Regions from separate parts of the Homo sapiens genome. Here region 1 is linked to region 2. A link is an interaction called in ENCODE POLR2A ChIA-PET data of the cell type or tissue named here. Cell type or tissue: MCF 10A. All regions are shown on one strand. Each heading gives the region's core, and the rest is flanking DNA. Links, peaks and the distances in the headings are about the cores only.

Evidence for each region. Peaks named below come from ENCODE experiments on the same cell type or tissue, not always from the same donor. Only the 100,000 strongest peaks of a DNase experiment are listed, where the experiment ranks them.
Region 1: POLR2A ChIA-PET joins it to region 2 with 5 read pairs; 4 of 35 experiments call an interaction of 5 or more read pairs at or near these places.

What each region holds. Positions count from the first base shown.
Region 1 is chr3:13,999,684-14,002,505 of GRCh38, reverse strand. It overlaps the pseudogene TPRXL. Among named protein-coding and RNA genes, the nearest start is that of WNT7A, 120 kb to the right of the region's middle. In MCF 10A, for the core only: no CTCF peak of the experiment used is centred there; no DNase peak of the experiment used is centred there.
Region 2 is chr3:14,117,473-14,120,294 of GRCh38, reverse strand. The region is part of intron 1 of CHCHD4 (coiled-coil-helix-coiled-coil-helix domain containing 4); the gene reads left to right. Among named protein-coding and RNA genes, the nearest start is that of CHCHD4, 6.0 kb to the left of the region's middle. In MCF 10A, for the core only: no CTCF peak of the experiment used is centred there; a DNase peak (open chromatin) is centred at 1,454.

The DNA of each region.
Region 1 (2,822 bases), core at 18-2,517, 120 kb after region 2:
AAAATTAGCTAGGCGTGGTGGCAGGTGCCTGTAGTCCCAGCTACTAGGGAGGCTGCCAGCCTGGGCGACAGAGCGAGACTCTGTCTCAAAACAAAACAAAACAAAACAAAAAACGCCTAACACCTACCTATCAGGTACTATGTTTATTACCTAGGTGATGAAATAATCTGTACACCAAGCCCCTGTGATACACAATTTACCTACATAACAAACCTATGCATGTACCCCTGAATCTAAAATAAAAGTTGAAAAAAAGTACAAGCATTTAAAGACACTTTTCTATGAAGACAAATGGCCAAGAAGCATACAAATAGTTGCTCTGCACTACTAGCCATTATGAAAGTGCAAATCAAAAGCACAATGCAATAAAAACTGCATGCCCACTAGTATGGCTGAAATATAAAAGACAGATAACAATCCACAAAGACATGGAGAGAGATTGAGACTTTCATACATTGCTGCTGGGAAAGAAAAGTGTTTTGGTTACTGTGGATAAAAGCCTGAAAATATAATCATAGAGTAATATTATAAACCAGCAATTGCCCTCAAGAGAATCTGAAACATATGTCCGTGTAAAAAACTTATGTTTGAATGTTCATAGAACATTATATATAACAGTTTAAAAAGTGGAAAAAGCCCAAATGTCTATGAACTGATGAATGGATCAACAATATGTGGTATATCTACACAACGGAATATAATGCAGATATAATAAAAATTAAATACTAATACATGATAAAATGTATTTGAACAATGGAATCATTATGTTGACTGAAAGGACCAGACACATATATTTATATATATTATAGATATTATATATTACATTATAAATATATACTCATATATATTATAGATGTTATATATTACATTATAAATATTCTAAATATATAGTATATACTATATATAATACAGTATATAATATATAAAGCCATTTATATAATAATAAAGTGTACAAAATAGGCAAATCCTCAGAGGCAGAATGAGGGTTACTGGTTCCAATCACTGGGGGCAGAAAGCAAACAGAGTGATTGCTTTCCTTTAGGATTTCTTTTTGGGATGATGAAATGTTCTAGAAACACATAGTGAGTGATGTTAACCTTGTGAATATACTAAATACCACTGAAATGTACACTTTAAGGGGGTGAATCTTATGGAATGTGAATTATATCTCAAATGTTTAAAAGTTGCTAGGGAGACATGACTATTATCCTTAGTAAGTCAAATGAAGGAGTCTTGCTACTAAAGTTAACACAGGAAACAGAGACAATGACTCATGAAATATAATACAACACAGGAGCTGCACTAGGAATTGAGATTTGTCCTAGGGGTATTTTTTGAATATATGTGAGGCAGTTGGGGACCCCTTATGCCAAGAGAAGACATATTAGGAAGTTTGATATGAAATGTATTTGTTAATTTGATTGCAGTATCATTATGACATGTGAGAAAATATGGTGTTTTCTACTATGATTATGACAGCACATTGAACTCCTCAAGCAGATATATCAAAGAAAAATATGGATTGCACATTAAAAAGTGTTGAATGTAGTTCCTAGACTATTTTACAGGGAAGAATAAAGTAAAATTCAGACACACACACAAAAAGTTTTGTTTTTGTTTTTAAGCTTCCTAGTTCTGATCTTACAAGCCTGAACTTGTCATCTTTCTATAGATGACACTATAAAATTACAGCCCTAAGAGAGATAAGCTAATAAAACCTTTTCCTTTAAACTACATCTCAGCAGCTTTTTCTTATGTTCAGTGAGTCACACCCTCATGTCCATTTGGGTAAGTGCTCATTATTTTGCCAATTTAGAACCAGCGAATGAATGAGCCCCTCAGGCAGGCAATGAAAGGAGGTACAGTGTGTGTGTTCTTGAAATTATGCTGGTAGGTCCAGATTAGCCATCCAAGCTGTAACCATACAAACGTCTCTAACACAAGACAATATTCCTAAAATATTTACACTAAATTTAGTGAATCAAATGAAAATCATATGAAATAACAAATATCTTTTTTTTTTGAGACATATTTTCACTCTTTTCACCAGGGATGGAGTGCAATGGCGTGATCTCAGCTGACTGCAACCTCCGCCTCCCGAGTTCAAGTGATTCTCCTGCCTCAGCCTCTTGTGTACCTGGAATTACAGGCGCGCACCACCACACCCAGCTAATTTTTTTTGTATTTTTAGTAGAAACAGGGTTTCACCATGTTGGCCAGGCTGGTCTCGAACTCCTGACCTCAGGTGATCCACCCACTCCAGCCTCTCAAAGTGCTGGATTACAGGCGTGAGCCACCATGCCCGGTGAAATAACAGATAACTTTTAAGAACATGATGTTTCTGGCCAGGCTCGGTGGCTCACGCCTGTAATCCCAGCACTTTGGAAGGCTGGGGCGGGTGGATCACCTGAGGTCAGGAGTTCAAGACCAGCCTGGCGAACATGGTGAAACCCCATCTCTACTAAAAATACAAAAATTAGCCAGGCGAGGTGGTGTGTGCCTATAATCTTAGCTACTTGGGAGGTGAGGCAGGAGAATCTCTTGAACCCAGGAGGCAGAGGTTGTAGTAAGCTGAGATCATGTCAATGCACTCCAGCTTGGGTGACAGAACGAGACTGTGTCTCAAAAAAAAAAAAAAAAAAAAAAAAAAAATATATATATATATATATATATATATATATATATATATATATAGTTTCTATGAATGAAATGATTTATGTTCTTGCTATATTTATTCATAAGGTATAAAGTTGATCTACTGATATTTTATTTAAAGTATTTTTTTTCTTAGTATACTTTGAGATATTTAAATTTAAGACTTC
Region 2 (2,822 bases), core at 136-2,635:
TTTGCTGTTGGAGATGTGAGAGAAAGACGGGTTGGGGTGGCTCTACCGAGAGTAAAACTAAACAGCTGGGGGTGGAAGGTGTCTTTGTATCTGACTGCTCACTCAGTTCTGTTCTCAGCCCCACCCTGAAGTCCTGCACTCAGAGTAACCCCTCGGGCCTCCAGTTCCCCACTCTGACCAAGGTTCTGGGGTGGGGACTGAGTTGATTCTGGATGACCTCCTCCTTGTGCACTTTGAGTTCAGCTTTCTTCACTGGTTAAGTCAGAGAGCACTCGACCATCAGCTCTCCCATTTCCAAAACATTATTGACATCTCTGAGCCTGTGATTGTCTCTTTTCCTGGCCATGCTATCCTTGATGCCCTTTAAAAATTGCTGTCAAGTGGGATTCCAGCTGACAGCAGAAACTCATTTCACCTCCCCAACCACGTGAGGTAGGTAGGTGGAGCTGGTGGTAAGGCCTGGTTTCTGAGGCCCAGATGGTACCTGAGCTCATACAGTGGGAAGTGCTTAAGCCCAGATTTGAACTCCAGTTCTCAGACTCTCTGTGATATTGAAATATTGAAGCCACTGTGCACCAGAGGGTTTAAGGTAGTTTTCCACCTCCTTCAGAACATGCATATTCAACTGCTTTTAAAGCTTATCTTAGAAATAAAAACACAAGCACTTTTAAATTTTATTTCTCTAGAGAAATTGCTGACAAATGTCATGAGAACTACTAGTCTAGCTGATTGTCCCACTAGTTGGCATCTTACGACTAGTCTGACCAGTCCTTTCTTTCACAGTTAGGTCTGTTAGGAATAGGTAAGCCTTGTCCTTGCATCAGTCCTTGAATCGACTTTTAAAAGTTCCAGAAAGCAAAGGCCCTCTAGGACAGGCATACAATGGACAGTTTGTAGGGGACATACTCCAGATCTTTCAGACCAGAGTTCCTGTTCCTGTTCTGCCTTCATTTACTGCATGTCTTTTGGTCTGTTTCTCAGATCCTGTGGTCTCTGTAAAATGGAGATAAAGTAATACCCACCAGTGAACTCACAGATGTAATAAAACACATTGCATGGGACAAAAATGTGTAAAAGATACAGCTGTTACTGTTCTACTTTCGATCCAGTGTGAACTGTGCTGCAAGGGAAAATGTCCAGGAAGGCACATGTGAGGACCTGGCCCAGTGGGAGGGACCTGGAATTCTCAGTGGGATTGTGCTAGGCTGGTGTTTCCTAACCTGGCTGTGTATCACAGTCACCTGTGAAGCCCGTGAGCTACATGGACATGGCAGAGAGCTCGATTCAGCTTTTCTTGGGTGAGGCCTGGTCTCTCTATGTATGGCAAACCCCAGGAGGGCCTCATACTTTACCACGTTTGGACCCTTTGCTTTCTGTGCCTGTGACTGGGCCTCCCCGTTGGGCTGCGCTGAGCTGCCATCTCGGTAAACAAAACTGCCAGAGCTGAGTTGCGAAATTTGCATCAGCTCATTCTGCTTAGCGTTCAACATTTTTACAGATTGCTTTTGAGTATTTTGGAAACTGGCCAGAATAGTAGAATCAAGGTTACTAGGTACTTTAACAAGTCCTGGCTGCCTGGTCCAAAAGCTTTCCCCAGTCAGCCACAGGGGAAAAGCAGCCTTCTGTTGGATGACATGCAAGGTATTGAGGCAGAGGCCAGCTCTGGGAGCAAAAGCCTCCAGTGGGTTGGGGGTCCTGGCCCCGTGTGCTGAGGGTTTTTTGTTGTTACTCTGTTCTAGTGTAAGAGACCCTGTGCAGTGTGGGCATGGCGTAAGGCACCAAAGTGCCCTCCCTCTGTCCCCTGAACTGTCCTTCTCACTGGAGATGTCGCTCGGTTTTTGTTGTCACTGCCCCCTTCCTTCCAGAAGCCTCTTCCTTAATTACTTCAGCCCAAGCATGGGCCCAAACCTTTTTCCTTGCTTTCCCCTCAGCATAGCTGTGACTGAACTTTTCTAAATATAAACAAAAAGTATAAAGTGATCAGAGATGCCCGCAGCTTTCACAGGGCCACGTTTCTGCAGGTCCGGCCTCTGCGCCCACAGTGGCCACTCACTCAGAGCCATGCACTGTGGCTCTCTGCCAGGCACTTTTGGCCATACCTGAAGAAGTCTTCTTAAATGCTTGGCACCTCCTATCCCCTTCCAGATGAGGGTCCCAGTACCCCAGATCTTCTAGGATCAGAATGCATGGTCAGTTGGTCTGTAGAATTTGTCATTCACCTTCACCAGGAAAGTACAAGAAAGATCTTGTTTGTTTACTTGGCAAACATTTCACTTGGTTCTAAGCTTTTTGGGGCCGAGGTTGGGTCAGAATTTATTGTATTTATTCATTGCCCAAGGTGCACAAGCTCTCAGGCAGTGCCCAGTCATGCTAAGTGCTCAGTGTCAGCTGTCGATTATTCTTGTGCAAATGTTGGTGCGGGGCAGTATGGGTGTGTAGAAAGGATCTCCAACAGTGTAGACTTCAGAGCATCCTGTCCTGTGTGGCCCAGCAAGTTACTACTCACAGCCTCAGGCTCACCACCATTAAAAGGGGATGCTGCTACCTCCCTCTCAGGGTGGCGATAGGATGGAGGAATGAGCTCACACGGAGGACCAAAAGATGGACTGGCTCTGTCTGTTCTCTGGGGACAGCTGGAGAAACTGATGACCCACCGTGCAGTGTGGGGTACTGAGGACAAGGTGCTCCTTGCCCACAATGGGAATATCTGACACATACCTGTGGTGTGGTTAGCTGATGGCCAAAGTTTTTAGGGAGGTGAGGTAAAGTGTTGACAGCTACAAGGTGTAGCAGAGAGGGCTGTAAGGACCTCCCTTCTGCTT